Regions from separate parts of the Homo sapiens genome. Here all the other regions are linked to region 2. The links are chromatin loops, found by intact Hi-C in ENCODE. Cell type or tissue: endothelial cell of umbilical vein. All regions are shown on one strand.

Evidence for each region. Peaks named below come from ENCODE experiments on the same cell type or tissue, not always from the same donor. Only the 100,000 strongest peaks of a DNase experiment are listed, where the experiment ranks them.
Region 1: it touches region 2 in a loop (3.0-fold over the local background); 31 of 110 quality-filtered maps call a loop at or near these places.
Region 3: a loop joins it to region 2, with 4 times the contacts of the local background. A loop is called at or near these places in 4 of 110 quality-filtered maps.

The regions. Positions count from the first base shown.
Region 1 is chr3:161,101,854-161,106,853 of GRCh38, forward strand. It overlaps B3GALNT1 (beta-1,3-N-acetylgalactosaminyltransferase 1 (Globoside blood group)), which reads right to left and starts at 3,496. Exons shown (of 5, transcript NM_003781.4): 1 at 3,382-3,496; 2 at 2,466-2,553; 3 at 1,574-1,664. It overlaps LOC124909453 (a long non-coding RNA gene), which reads left to right and starts at 2,828. Exons shown (of 2, transcript XR_007096147.1): 1 at 2,828-3,032; 2 at 4,718-5,000. RefSeq lists silencers at 3,051-3,300, 3,311-3,400. In endothelial cell of umbilical vein, no CTCF peak of the experiment used is centred here; a DNase peak (open chromatin) is centred at 2,878; H3K4me3 peaks cover 1,390 bases; H3K27ac peaks cover 898 bases.
Region 2 is chr3:161,218,987-161,223,986 of GRCh38, forward strand. It overlaps NMD3 (NMD3 ribosome export adaptor), which reads left to right and starts at 2,325. Exons shown (of 16, transcript NM_015938.5): 1 at 2,325-2,423; 2 at 3,008-3,071. The coding sequence starts at 3,028. It also overlaps the pseudogene SRP14P5. RefSeq lists enhancers at 1,898-2,007, 2,067-2,568 and a silencer at 2,488-2,687. In endothelial cell of umbilical vein, no CTCF peak of the experiment used is centred here; a DNase peak (open chromatin) is centred at 2,265; H3K4me3 peaks cover 2,403 bases; H3K27ac peaks cover 2,440 bases.
Region 3 is chr3:161,313,372-161,318,371 of GRCh38, forward strand. No RefSeq gene overlaps it. Among named protein-coding and RNA genes, the nearest start is that of SPTSSB, 56 kb to the right of the region's middle. In endothelial cell of umbilical vein, no CTCF peak of the experiment used is centred here; a DNase peak (open chromatin) is centred at 3,110; H3K27ac peaks cover 2,323 bases.

The DNA.
Region 1 (5,000 bases), 120 kb before region 2:
CAAAGTCTGTAACCAAAATAGCAGCCAAATACAATTCCAGATATGAGATATGGTTTGAGCCCTATGACATGCTGCAGGAATAGGTGGCTGCAGGCTTGTGAAATGTTTTAACAGGAGGACTTGTGTATTCTAACTTTTATGAGACTATTCAAAATGCACAGCTTGAGTTTAGCAGAAATCCATGTTCTATCCCAGAAGCGGGCAAACTTTTTTCCCCATAAAAGGCAGATAGTAAATATCTTCTTTGAGGGCCCTAGGGTCTGTCTCAGCTACTCCATTCTGCTTTTGCATAGAAAGTGGTAACTCCATTCTTGAAAACAAACTCTGGAAACAAAATAGCTAAATATAGTTCCAGATAACAGACACAGAAAGAGAAGCAACAGACAATGAGATCCTACCTACCTACCTGTGTTCAGAGTCAGAAATACATGGGGTGGGAAACCGATAACCTACTCTAGCTTTCTTTTAGTTCCTTAATGTCTCAGAGATTCAAGGAGTGCAGGTTATCTCCCCAGCCAAATCTCCCAACCTTCCAGCACTTGGGGCCCTACCCTACAGATGTTCTGTGGCTTCATCTTCCTTCCCCATGCTGATGCGCCCCCTACAAACTGCCGTATTTCTAGCTCATCCTCTCATCTTCCCCTAGCCTCTAATTCACAATATGCCAAAAGGACTGGTAACAAAAGCAAATCAGTATTTATAATATACAATTTTTTATTAGTATAAAAGCATTGTCCATAGTCCCAAGAGAGATGTTTGCCAAACAGCCTGCTGTTAAATGAACTGTAACTTTTGAATGTATCTGTTGTGCAAGGTCATTAAGAGTATCCTGTTTGATCCCACGTGCTTGACCCCATCCATGTGGCTATCTACCACACAGTGGGAGTTTACCCCATAGCGAGCAACCATGATCCATCCTGTTAAAAGCTTCTTTGGTCTGGACATGATATAGTTGTGAAAGGGACAAAGACATTTCCCAAAAGAGGGTTCTACCTGCATCATCCAATGGTGGATGGAACAAAGCTGGAGGCTGGGCACAAGAAGAAGAGACATCATCCATCCAAAGGGGAAAGAGAAAAAGTACTCAATGGAGCATTTTCTTAGGCATAAAGGGAATTGAGTCAGAACTTGAAGTTGAATATGACCCACCAAATTAACTTTTTATAGTTATTGGGTTTTCCTGAAGAACCATGGTATTTTAATAATTCAATTTTTTAGAAAATATATATATTATTAGAGCCGGGTGAGGTGGCACACACCTGAAGTCCTCGCTACTCTGCAGGCTTAGGTAGGAGGATCATTTGAGCCCAGGGGTTCCAGTCCAGCCTGGGAAACATAAAGTGGCCTTGTCTCTATTTTTCAAGCAAGAAAAAAGAAAAAAATATATTATCCAAAATGGCTTAGTAGAGCTTCACTCTTGAATTTCTTCAAATCCTCTGATGAAAGAATCGTACTAGAATATACAACAAACTTCGTGGCTGCATCAACGATACTTAAAACCTTGTAAAGGGCATTATTATGGGCATTTTTAACCAATTAGGATAATTTATAAGTTAAAAGTAGATGAACTTACCTGTGGAATTCCAGATGAAATTAAAGCTTAAGTTTTTTGTTGTTTTCTGTATTCCATGCTTAATTAAAACACTCAGATCTGTTGTGAACTACTGAACAGAAGAACAGAAAAAAATATATATGAGTCATAACATTAGGAATTATGACATCTAAAATCAATGTTGTATACTTAGCAAGTTGTTTTTGGAGCCATTTATTACATATCAACACTTTTTTCATTTTTGGAAAAGCCTTGATCCTCTCTTCTCGCTTTCAAATCACCTCATGCTCTAATCTGAAATTATACTTGGACACTGTTTTTTTGTTTTTTGTTTGTTTTGGAGATGGAGTCTCACTCTGTTGCCCAGGCTGGAGTGCAATGGCACAATCTCGGCTCACTGCAACCTCTGCCTCCCGGGTTCGAGCAATTCTCCTGCCTCAGCCCCCCGAGGAACTGGGATTTCAGGTGTGTGCCACCACACCCAGCTAATTTTGTATATTTAGTAGAGACGGGGTTTCACCACGTTGGCCAAGCCGATCTCGAACTCCCGACCTGAGGTGATCTGCCCGCCTCGGCCTCCCAAAGTGCTGGAATTACTGGCGTGAGCCACCGCGCCCGGCCTGGATGCTGTTTTGACAACAGTGTTTATTTTCAGGTCTGGAGTTATCCAATGGCCATTCATTTGAACGAACATTTTAGTCTATGAGGGGAAAAAAGTCATAGTCTCTTATCTGTTAGTAATAAACGATTCTGTTCTCCAGACTGATACGCGTTCAGTAATTTGTGCTTTTATCAGGCATCGACACATGCATACTAAGAGCACAAATTCAGCGCCCTTCTTTTGCTTAAGCCTCCTGGGAGAAGCTAAAAAACTTGTTCCCAGTTGAACACTGCAAACCCAAATTTTCCTTACCTCTGAAAACAGAAAAAAAGACATGGTTTGGCAATTTCTTCCTTGATAGCTTTTCCCACAACGCAGCCACCTCCTAAACGCAGGCAATCTGTGCAAAACGCAGAGGAAACAAAATCATGAAAGCCCTGCAAATCTCCCTCCTAAATCCAACATTAAGAAGGCGAACGGATACTGAATTCAAAGACTACCCGTACTTGAGGATGGCATCATTCCTTACTGCTTGGAAAAGTGAGACTCCGTTGCACCTCTAGGAATCTTTTTAAAACGCCCTGTATGTTCCTTAACACTGCCTGTAGGAATCCTGTAGCCCTAGCCCCGTGGGATTTCCTTCTCTCTCCGCCCGTTCTCCACATTCCCCACTTAGTTTCACATTCCTTCCCAATCCCTCCGACATCCCTGCGCCGGGGCCCTTCCCTAGCGCTCCGGGAAAGCGTTCGCCGCAGGCCTGTTAGGGGCCCACCAATACCGTAACACCGTTCCCGTCCTCTTCCTCGGCACCGCTGCAAACGCCCCGGGTCGCTACCCGGATTTGACGGTGGCTGGAGCGGCACGGGCGACGCAAGGCAGGTATTGCACCCTGGGGCAAGGCAAGGTGGACAACCAGCGGATGCGGCGCGGCCGCGGCCTGGGCCTGGGCCCTCCGCGTCGCCCACTGCCCCACTGGGCCCCTTCTCCCGCGCTCACCGGAGGCGGGCAGCTGCTCGTCACCGAGACCCGAGACCCACGGTGCGGCGGCTCAACCTGGGCCACGCTCCGCTCTAGAGGAGTGGGCGGTGCCTCCCGGCCTAGCTGCCGGGGTCTAGGCGTTTCCGAGGACGGCGCGTTCCGGGAAAGGCGGGTCCGGTGGCTATACCCTCCACCCAGTGGCAGGACTCAACCGCCTCGGAGACCCTGCAGGGCCGCCCTTCTCACTCACCTCCTGTGCTCGGCGCGCACCCAGCTCGGAAGCGGGAAGGTGGCCGGCGTTCTCTCCCTGCGCACACACGCAGCCTCCCCGCATCCGCACGCACGGCCGGGCGCGCGCAGACCACGCGCCAGGGCCGCGGCCGGAAGCCCCTGGCTGCACGCGCGGGCCCAGGCGGCCCCCAGCCCTGTGAGCTCGCATGGCGCGCCCTCTGGGTCCTCGCGGTCACCTTGCATTCCGAGCACGGCCGTGTTATGTATGCCTTTAGTTGATGCTGGCCAAAATTAGACAACTTAGTGGCAGACGTCGAGCTAGAATTTTTGTTTGAGATCCTTTTTCCCTGGTCGTCTTTCCAAACTGCGTGAGTGCATGGCCTCGAGGCGGCCCTGGAGGGATTTTCTTGTTAAACTTCATACAGAACTAATTAGGAAAGAGGAAATCTTAGGAGGAGTTCTTTGCTGTCTCAGAAGAAATGCCAGTTCTTCTTCCGGAATCGATGGGGAATGGAATGGGGGTAAGAGAGACACGTCAGGTTTCAATGGCCTGTGTATGGATGGGAGTCCCAGGGAGTTGCTTTTGTACACCTGAGCATAGCTGACCTAAACTCCCAGATCCATCTCCTCAAACTCCTTTTACCAAGATGTGCAGTATTGATTGTACTGGTCCTTTCCTCAAAATCAAGTGGGTCTGGATCATGTATTTAACCACTACCAAGCTCAGCCATGAGCACCACCCCTGATTGTAACCCACACATTTGCATCAAGACTAAACGTGGCCCACCATTTCTTTTTGTTTACTGACTCTTTGGCCTGACTGCTTCTTCCTTATAGCCTTTTTCTGCAAAATTACTTAGGATAGTTTGAAGGTTCTCTGAAAATAATAGGGGTGAATATAGAGATCAAAATGGATATACAACAAAAGTAAGTTTAGATAGTAGCAGTGTAAGTCAAGGACTTAGTTGACACTGCATAAATAATCAGATCTAAATTATAATAATCAGATCTAAATTATGGTTGAGATTGTTTTCCTGGTTCCAGCCTTGGCAGGTAGCTGTGTCCTTTGCAGAGGGTAAAGTGATTGCTGCCCTGCTGCACGCCTTTATCACAGCCATTCTTCACCCTACCTGGGCTGACAGTTCACCTCACTAAGTCAAGGAGGTCCATTAATAACAAAACCAGACAGGTTTCACTGCAGATAGATTAATATGCTGAAAAAATAGACCTCTTATTTGGAAGAATGCTTTAGGGCATTAATACTATATTTTACAAATTCCGTTTCTTAAAATTTTAGAAAAGTTGTATTTCAATACTCATTTTTAAAATGTTTTGAATGTCCTTTGAGTAACCAGCAGGTATATGTGCTCATAGCTGCCAAAACTTCCCTGGAATGCAAAGCAGAGCCATGGACAACAGATTGGGGTAAGAAATTCTCCTAAATGAAGTAAGTGAGACAAAAAGGCCCAAAACCTTTATGAGATTATTTCCTTTGAAGCAGTCTCCTTTTTCTTTGTGTAGCATTTATCAGCTTGTGATTGAGTCATCTATTGCTGCAGATCGAACTCTCCCAAAATATAGTTGCTTGCAAAAATGTCAATTTAATATTTCTCATAATTCTGAAGGTTGGTTATGTGG
Region 2 (5,000 bases):
GCCTTTGACATTTAGAAGCTGGTCTGGTACTTGCAGCTATGCCATAATATTTTCCTATTAGACAGAAATAATTTCACAGAATACTAAACTCAGACAAGATTACTCTGAAACCATGATAAAATGAGGCAAAGAAGGTCACTTCATAATTTTGTCTAAGCACAGACCAAAATAAGTTCACTATGCCACCCACAAAATACCAAACATTCCCTTTCTTCACCAAAATGAGTGACTGCTACTTCTTTGCTAATTGCAGCTTTATCCTCCTGCTTCCCTTTGTGTAAATAAGATTTACTGAGACATCCAATCACAGAATTGCCCCTGCTTTCTGACAGCATCCAATCTATAGAAAAACCTCTATTTTCTTAGGGCCTCCCCGAAAACACCCGCCCAAAGCCCCAATCCTATGATAGGTTTGTTCTAAACACCCTCTTACTGAGATACCCAAAGGGTATCCATGGTGAGTGTCTGGGCTCACTTCGAAGAGTAATAAATAGACAGAAGCTGCTTAACTACAGCTGTGTTCCTAGTGGTGTTTGGTTGAGGGCATAGGCAGTGTGAATAGAAAAAACGGGGAGAAAAACACTGTCTCTTCAGAGTTGTGGTGGGTATTAAATGGATAATTAATTTACCAATATATATTGAGGGTCTGTTTTGTGTCAGCTGCTGTGCTAGGTGCACCAAGAAGAACAAGACCCGAATTGCTCTCCAGGGTTTTGAAACTGCTGGGCATGCAGAGTAGAAAATTTATGATCCAATTCAAAGCACTATTATAGAGGCATATACCTCGTATAAAGGTGTTATCATAGAACCATATATACAGAAGGAGCATGTAACTCCTCTGGCCCTTAGGGACCGAAGGAGTCAGAAAAGAGAGGATGTATGGTGGACAGGATAATGGCTCTGCAAAGATGTCCTATTCCCTGAAATCTGTGAATATATTACCTAACATGGCAAACGAACTTTACAGATGTGATTAAATTTCTTGAGATGGAGAGATTATTCTGGATTATTTGGTTGGGCCCAGTGAAATCACAAGTGTCCTTGTAAGAGGGGTGCGGGGGGGTGGGGGTGAGAAAAGGAGACTCTGACTGCAAAATGATGTGGGACCACAAGCCAAGGAATGTGGGCAGCGTGTAGAAGTTGGAAAGGGCCAGGGAATGGATTTTCTCCTGGAGCCTCCAGAGTCAGCCCTCACCATCTATTTAGACCTGTAGCTTCCAGAACTGGAAGAGAACAAATTTGTGTTTTCTAAGCCAACTAAATCAGTGATAATTTGTTAGAGCAGCACTAGGAAACTAATTCAGGCTTAATCTTTAGTGCCGAGTCCCGGGTAGAAGCAAAGGAAGACTATTTTCTGTGAGGACCTGCCAGTTGGTCTTCATGGCTTGCGAGTACGTGTGCTTGGGAGTAGGACAGGATATGTGGAGATCAGATCCTGAAAGGTCTTCTTTCCACACAAAGAAACTGGAAATAATGCTGAAGGTAATCAGAGGCCACTGAAGGATTAAAAGCAGGGGAGTGTGACAAAATCAGAACTGCATTTCAGAAGGATGAATTGAAGTCTACAAGTAGAGACAACAGACGAGAGGCTACTTAAGTATTCTGGGCAAGAAATGATGAGAGGCTGTCTCTGATCACCCTCTACAAAACGCCTTTGCTTATTCCTTGAAATTTGGGATGAGAGGATTTAGAAAAAAAAATGGTTGTACTCTTCAAATATTTGAAAGGCTGTCATGAGACAGATTAGACACGGTCTGTGCTGCTCCAAGTTTGAGGGATAAATCAGTCATAAGAAGATATTAAATGCACTATCCGGAAGCACATAATTAATAATTTGTCTAAAAATCGCATAGACTTCTTCACAGATAATTATGCTTTACATTTCATTCTTTCAACAAATAATCATTTGAGCAGTTAGCATGTGGCAGGCATCAGGCCTGTATATGACGGTGAACCAAACAGACAAAAGGCACTGCCCTGGATGGAGTTTCTTTGCATAAGGTACCGTTTACAGATAACTTTTATATAAAATAATCATTTAATCAAGAAGCAAGCTCACAGTCGGGATAGCTGAAAAGAGACTAATATACGGGCGAGGTTGGTTTGGAGTAAACCCTGGCCTGGGAAAATCGAGACGATAACTGAAAAGCAGTCACTGACGGCAAATGAGCCCCTGGGACTTCTCTCCGCGAGCTTTCCCAGCCACCAGGCCGCTCCCATCACCCTTCCGCCCGTCGGTGCCGCCCCTTTCCTCGTCCCCACCCCGTCCCTTTTAATACGTCACTCGGGCCGCGGGATTTCGAGCATTTCGCTCGCGAGATCTTCTCTGTGGCGGAGACAGCCAGGTTGGCAGCTGACGGGACAGCCGGGGTCTATTTTGTTGCGGGTTTTCAGCAAATCCAGGGCTGGTCTGGAGGCGCGAAGTAGGTTCCGGAGTCCGAGACCTGGGCTGTCGGCCGCGGGCCCCTGAGTAGCGGATGGGGCGGGCTCCCCGGCCTCGGGGCCGTGCTCAGTCTGCGTGAGCGCCGCGTGCCCGGAACCCGTGTGCGGTCGCGCCCCGGGGTTGGGGGTCGGCGTGGGTGGCCCTCGGGCGCCGGGACGCCGTCCGGAGACTCCTGTGGCGTGGGTCTGAGGCGCGGTGGTCCGGTGCGGTCCCTGGGCTGGTGGAGAGCGGGAGGGCCCGGGCGTCCACAATCCCGAGCTGACCTCGCCCTTGGTCGTCCAGGGTTGGAGCCCAGGTGAGATGGAGGTCAGCGGCAGAGCTGGGTGGCCCGAGGGTCTTGCAGCTGGGAAGCTCAGGAAATCCCATGGTCCTCATCTTAAAGTTCTTTTTAACGAACTTACCCAGTGGAGTTGGGTTTCCTTCTTTCCTGCTTTTTCGAAGTTCTGTGAATATATTAATTATTCAGAGAGACTGGAGGAAGACGTAAAAAGAGGAGACTAGGTAAAGTGATTTAAATCCCAACATTCTCTTTTTTTTTTTTTTTTTTTTTTTTTTTTTTAAAAGAACTTAAGGCATACAGAACGATGGAGTATATGGCAGAATCCACCGACCGCAGCCCTGGACACATGTGAGTGCGACACTTCTTCCTTCCCCCTTAAATGTGAAAATCTTCAGTGAGCCCGGGAAACTCACTATGGAGAACGCTTGAGGGTGGGTGGGAAAGAGCGTATATTGTCATAAATGGGAAAAAATAGAAGTCTTATTTCTGTAGAAAATCGAATTAGTTTCTGGTTATAAAGCTTGTTCTAGTAAATATAAGCTCTAAGAGGGTTAAAATATTTACCATACATCCTTTTAGATCGGCACTGTCCAATATGTAGCCATTAGCTACGTGTGGCTATTTAAATTTACTTTTTACTTACTTTTTTTTTTTGAGACGGAATCTCGCTCTGTTGCCCAGGCTGGAGTGCAGTAGTGTGATCTCGGCTCACTGCAACCTCCACCTCCCGGGTTCAAGCAATTCCCTGCCTCAGCCTCCCGAGTAGCTCGGATGACTTCCTGATTTTTATTGGAGATTATAATGTAGTAATTTTTAAATTTTGAACATCTTAAATCTTAGTTATCAATTTTTAATTTCTTGCATTTAAGTTCAAATTAACTTTTTTTTTTTTGCTGTTAAATAGGTTTAATGATACAGTGCTCTTCAAAGAGATTACTACAGAGACTTTTAAACGATAATCCTGGAATCGTTCAGCACAGACCAATTAGCTAAATCTAAAATAAATTGGCTTCTTACCACAACTACCCTGTAAACATTGTAGTCCTTCTGTCTAGAATGACCCTAATCTCACAGGAAAACAGTAACTATGGAGAAACTAGCTTTGTGGCCAAAAGTAAAAACCAAAGGAAAAATAGGAATTCAGTGGTTAGTGAAAGCAGGAAATTTGGCCCCCTTCCCTGTGATGCTTTACTCTTCCCTTGTCCATCAGTTAGCTCAGTGGGTTTGAATAAGCCATCTGAAAATGTCTTTGGAGCTCAGCATAGTGCTGATCTTCCTTGTTCTATCAGTAGCTTTTAACAGACACTTGTCTAAGGGCTCAAAGCCCTTCACAGAACCCTTTCTTGGAATGGGTTGTTTGACCATTATACTTCCCTCCGGACAACCAGCACTTCTGGAAGAGCCTGGTTAGCTCTGTCAGGAACTGCTTTCTTTCCAGGTGGTACCGCTGGCTCCACTCTGTCAACATAAACCCCAAGCAGTTTAAGTTGGAAGTTTCCTAAATTAATTTAAATGGAATAAAATTAAATACTTGGTTGCTCGTTTGTACTAGCCATGTTGCCACATGTGGCTAGTGGCTACCATTGGACATGGAAGATTATTGAACTTTTATTTTGGACAATGTTGTTCTACATTAGGGGTTCTCAGACTTTTTCTGCCCCCAGTACATCTCGAATTATGATAGTTCCGTCATTTATACTGAGTCTCTAGATGTTGATAGACTTCCTATACTGTTAAAAAAAAAATTCTGCTATGGGTAAATGTTTATATTTCAGCAGTCCTTATGCTTTTTTTTTTTAATTGCCTTTGGAGTATATTGGCGTCTGATTCTGTTAGAAATGATTTAGATATTAGTTTCTATTGGTGTAGTCCAGAGATATACTTGAAGAAATGTTCATTAGAGATAAGTAGACAGCTGTAGTCTTTTAATGTAGTGACACCATACTGTTCACCTAAGCTATGGTCCTCTGTATGCCCTGAATAAATAGATTTTTGAAGACTTAGTATTTAGAGATGAGGTGGTTGAATTAAAAAGAGACAAACTGATCTTACATATTCTTGATACAGGATTTTCTTTTTGGTTTTTGCCATTGACACACTATTGCCTTGTTAATTGATTCTTTCTTGGTTTTCCAATTTTCAACAAGGGATAATGAATAACAGTGCTTCTCAAATTTTTCCCAAGTTTGCTATTACACTTGTGGTTGGGAAGTTTATCTGTTTATTTGTAAAAGTTAATGTGAATGTTTGTGTCTGCATAGAAAATGTTTGGAAGGA
Region 3 (5,000 bases), 94 kb after region 2:
TGTAGACTCATTCTCTCCTCAGTTTTCTTGGTGCTGCTGTTCTTTCTTTCTAAGGTCTGAGGGGCCCTGGGACCCCCAGCTTAAGATTCTTCAGGGTCACCTCACTAATGATGTGTGGCATCTTTGCAAATGGAAATATCAGCTTCTTTCCACCACCTTCATGATGCAGGCAGGAACCTGTAAGTCTCTTCCGTGACACCCGAGAGCCAAAGAAGACTCTGGGTAAGCAAGCCCTCTTACTATCTACCCATACTGTGTTGCCTATTTTTACTTTGCTGTGGCCATTCATTGTTGTCCCTCTATGTGATGACATCTTTCCAGAGTGAATCTGAAAGTGGCAACAGCACCTCTACTCTTGGCTTTCCTCTTGACCCTTGTCCCACCTGATACTTCTTTGATCTTATGAGCTAAGGAGGTTTGGTAGTGATCCATAACACATACACATCTGACAATTTGCTTTCCCTAAATCTCCTTTCTCTCTTTCTAGCAAACTCCCTGAGCTGGAAGGGGTATATTCTCCTCTTTCTCCTTATGGTGGTTTTAAAACAAGTCTGAAAAATTTTTGAAACTAAAAAAGGTGCAGTCCATGTCACCTCCCTTGACCCTGGGTGGGCCTTTGTGACTTTCTTGATGAAAGGAATATGGCAGAAGTGATGCTGCATGCTATGCTTTGAGTTTGTCCCCACCGAAACTTATGTTGGAATTTGGTCCCCGAAGGCCAGGCGTGGTGGCTCACGCCTGTAATTCCAGCACTTTGGGAGGCTGAGGCAGGAGGATCACGAGGTCAGGAGATCGAGACCATCCTGGCTAACATGGTGAAACCCCATCTCTACTAAAAATACAAAAAAATAGCCAGGCGTGGTGGCAGGCGCCTGTAGTCCCAGCTACTCAGGAGGCTGAGGCAGGAGAATGGCGTGAACCTGGGAGGCAGAGCTTGCAGTGAGCCAAGATCACGCCACTGCACTCCAGCCTGGGCGACAGAGCCAGACTCCATCTCAAAAAAAAAAAAAAAAAAGAAAGAAATTTGGTCTCCTATGTGGTGGTATTGGGAAGTAGGGCCTAGTGGGAGGTGTTTGGGTCATGGGGGAAGATCCCTTATGAATGTCTTGGTGCTACCTCAAAGTAGTAAGTTCTTGCTGTGGTGATATTAGATTAGTTGCTGTGGGAGTGGGTTGTTATACAGCCAGGATGTTTCTTAGATTTTGCCTTTTCACTCATACCCACTTACCCTTTGACCTTCCATGATGTTTTGACCTAGTTCAAAAGTCCTCACCAGAAACTGAACAGATGCTGAGACAATAATTCTTGAACTTCCCAGCCTAGAGAACAATGAGCTAAATAAACCTTTTTTCTTTATAAATTATCTAGCTTCTGTTATTTTGTCACAGCAACGCAAACTAAGATACTGTGTGATGTTAGGTTGAACTAGGAAAGGCCCCGCCATTTCCACCAGTTTCTCTTAGGACTTGCTCTCAGAGCTTTCCGATCCCATGTAAGGAGACCAGCTGTCCTGAGACCTCCATTTGGGGAGACCACGTGGAGAAAGAATGAGACCTGAGGAGTGTGTGCTATCAGCTGTTCAGTTGCATCCAGCTCAGGAGCTGATGTGAGCTAAGAATCCTTAAAGATGATGCCAGCTCAGCCACTGTCTGATGGCAACCACAAGAGATACTCTGAGTGAGAACCACCTGGCTAAGCCATTCAATGCCCAGATTCACGAGCAAAATAAATGCTTGCCCTTGTTTTAAGTCATTCATTTGGAATAGTTTGCTAATAGGTGACTGAAGCATCCACACTCCCTACAGCTCACATTCTTACCATCCTGCTTCATTTCTTAAGTTGTCACTATGCTATGACTCATCATTAAACCTCCAAGTAGGGTGACCAGTCACCTGATTTGCATGGGACTGAGGGAGTTCTCAAAATTTGAGACTTTCATTGATAAAACAGAAAGTCCTGGGCAAATCAAGATGAGGTGGCCACTCCAACTCCAAGATTTGCTTTTTTTAAAATAAAAAGGTAGCTGAAAGAATTTAGAGATTTCAGAATTATTACTTCACTATAAATTTTTAAAATAGGTAGTGTTGGGCATAGAGGCTGACCCTGTTTTCTAAGTGGTATCTGCCCTCCTAAAGGAATAGATGCTATGTAAATGAGTGGGCTAGCAGAGTCAAAGATAATTATAGGATGTGAAAATACACTTGAAAGTATTTCAAAAATATATCATAACATAGAGATAGGGAAATGATCCAGACAGAGTCACTGACTTGCCAAGGACAAACAGTGACAAGGTCATGATTTGGAATGCAGATATTGGAACTTCAGTCTGGGGTACTTATCTCCAAATTATATCAGTTCTCATTCTTACCAATATTCACCATGTAAGTAGGGTATAATATTCAACCATAGAGAATATTTAGACTGAGGGAGAGATGTCTTTGCTGTAAAATAGTTCACCATCTTCCCATCTAGGTAGCACAGGTTAGACTGAAATCCAATCTCAACCAAGACTGAGTAAACGAAGAACAAGAAAATACATCTTACTTAAAACAAAACCCCAAACCAACTTCAGGTCTATTTTTGAAATGGAGGGTTTGACAATTTCATTATAAATGTTAGTGCAAAATTGTAAGCCCTGGTACTGCTGTCTCAGAAGAAGCCCAGTTAACTGTGGGTTAACTTAGGGCTCTTCAAGGAAGTGAAGGATAGGGAGGCTTCCAACAAGCAGCAGGGCTGGTATAACTGGATACAGGCAAAGGAGCCTTCCTGGGTGTGGTTTTTTGGCAAAGAAACCCAGACTGCCTTGGCAAATGAATAGTAGGCTGGAAATTAGTTGGGGGAGTGGGAGGAGATGGGTGGAAAGGAGGGTGGGGAAGGAGAACATTACCTTGAGGTCTGATGTGGCAGGAAAGTCTACTACCTGCTTGCCCCACCTCTGTTCAGAAAATGTGTGTGGTGCGTTTGCGTATGGGTTCTGAGTGTACCTAAAAAATAGAGTAGAACTTTTCTCAAAGAAGGCAAATTGCTTACTACTATTACTGCAGTGCCATGGCTACCCAATCACCAAGCCCATCTTTTCCAAGAAGGCCAGGAGGAAACTGTCTGACTAGCACAGCTAATACAATGGTGAGGCCATGAGTCAGACACTGATTAGATTCAGCTGATATGTGAACAGCTGTGAGTTGCATTTCATATTATGATTAAAGAAAAATTTCTATAATTTTACACAACCTTTGGACTCATTCATGCAAAACTGAAAGTTAAAAAAAACAATGAGTGAAAACTCTTGGGGCGGGATAACATTTCAAAATTTTAAACATATGCTTTTATTCTGTATTTCCTCCTTTCCTTTCCTTCCACTCAAATAGGTAGTTAAGCCTGTTCTTTGCTTCCATGGAGGAATATAGTTGGGGCAAAAAGGTGAAATAGTCTACATGTTTTTCCTGGCATTGGAAGAATAGGTGAGGCCAACATATTGGCCAGAAACCCGCAAGGGAAAAGATTCCTCTGAGACCAGGGCTGGAAGATTTCCTGGGGTTGGAAGGAGGAAACACAGAAGAACAGAGAGCTCTGAAGTTCTGGGGCAGAGAAGAAACATGCCCTTGTGAAAGCTGTCAGACTCAAAATGGAGTCACTAATGTTAAAACAGCAATAGCAACAATAACAACCCTGGCAAATAGAGGTGGGGAAGGCTGTGAGGAGAGGGTATTCAATCTTGTATGCCTGATAACAAAAGTATCATAAAAGACTGCAAAAACCTCGCACAAAGGTCATTGCAACCTTACACACACAAAAATATTTTTGCAAGGACATCTGCCCAGCAACTGCCTGTTTAACCTTGGGTTGGTATCACCTTTTTGTTTGTTTGTTTATGTTTTAGAGATAGGGTCTCACTGTGTTGCCCAGGCTCAAAATCCTGGGCTTAAGCTAGTCTCCTGCCTCAGCCTCCAGAGTAGCTGGGACTACAGGTGCGCACCACTGAGCCCAACTAATCTTTTGTTATTGATCTTTGTAGATAAGGATAATTTTTTTTCAAAACAATTATGTAATCTTCCTAATTTTTTCCTTTAAAAATCTTTGTCTTCCTTTACCTCCCTGAATATACACATAGTTTACTATGGCAGACGTATTCCCATTGCAATTCTCTATTCTCAAATAAACATCATTTTTTCTAATAGAGCCTCTCTTAATTTGTTATTTAGGTTGACATTCTGAATCTTTCAACATTCATTCATTCAACTTTTTTTACACCAGGCACTGTTTCAAGAGCAGTGAACAAATAGATAAAATTAGAACAAATGCCCTCATGAAGCTTACATTTTAGTGAATATCAAAACGTATGAGATTCTTACGTCAGACATTATTCTAAATGCTTGGTATGTTTTCTTCTCACAACAACCCCTTGAGTTAGATACTATATTCCCAGCTTACAAATGAAGAAAGTGAGACAGAGAAAGAAGATATAATTTGCTGATCTCACAGCTAGTAAGTAGCAGGGCTGGAATTAGAACCCAGATAAACCAGCTTCATTTATTTTAACTGCTATGGTACTCTTGCTAAACTTTTAGGCAGGGTTTTGGGAGGGTGGCAAGACACTAGAGTTGCGAAGGCTGCTTGCGGCAGTTTTACAGAGAACTTCATGCCCCAGATAGGTCAGGGTAGGAGTGGAAAGACCCTGAAATTCCAGGGTCCTCCACTGTGGATGATAAATGTCTCAGAGGCAGCCTACCTTTCCCTGAATGTCTTCCACTGCCTGAGTCTGAGACAGCAGCTTGACCAGAGGGGAAGAGCCCTGAGGTCTGAGGTTGTGTTTCCTCCCTGCTTAGCAGGATGTGCACTCAAAATAGAAATTAGACTGTGTTAAAATAATAGAGATAATAAAATAGAAAGAATTGTTAAAGTAAGATGAAATTGCGGGGCACAGTGACACATACCTGTAGTTCCAGCTCCTCAGGAGGCAGAGGCAGGAGGAACACTTGAGCCCAGAAGTTTGAGTCCAG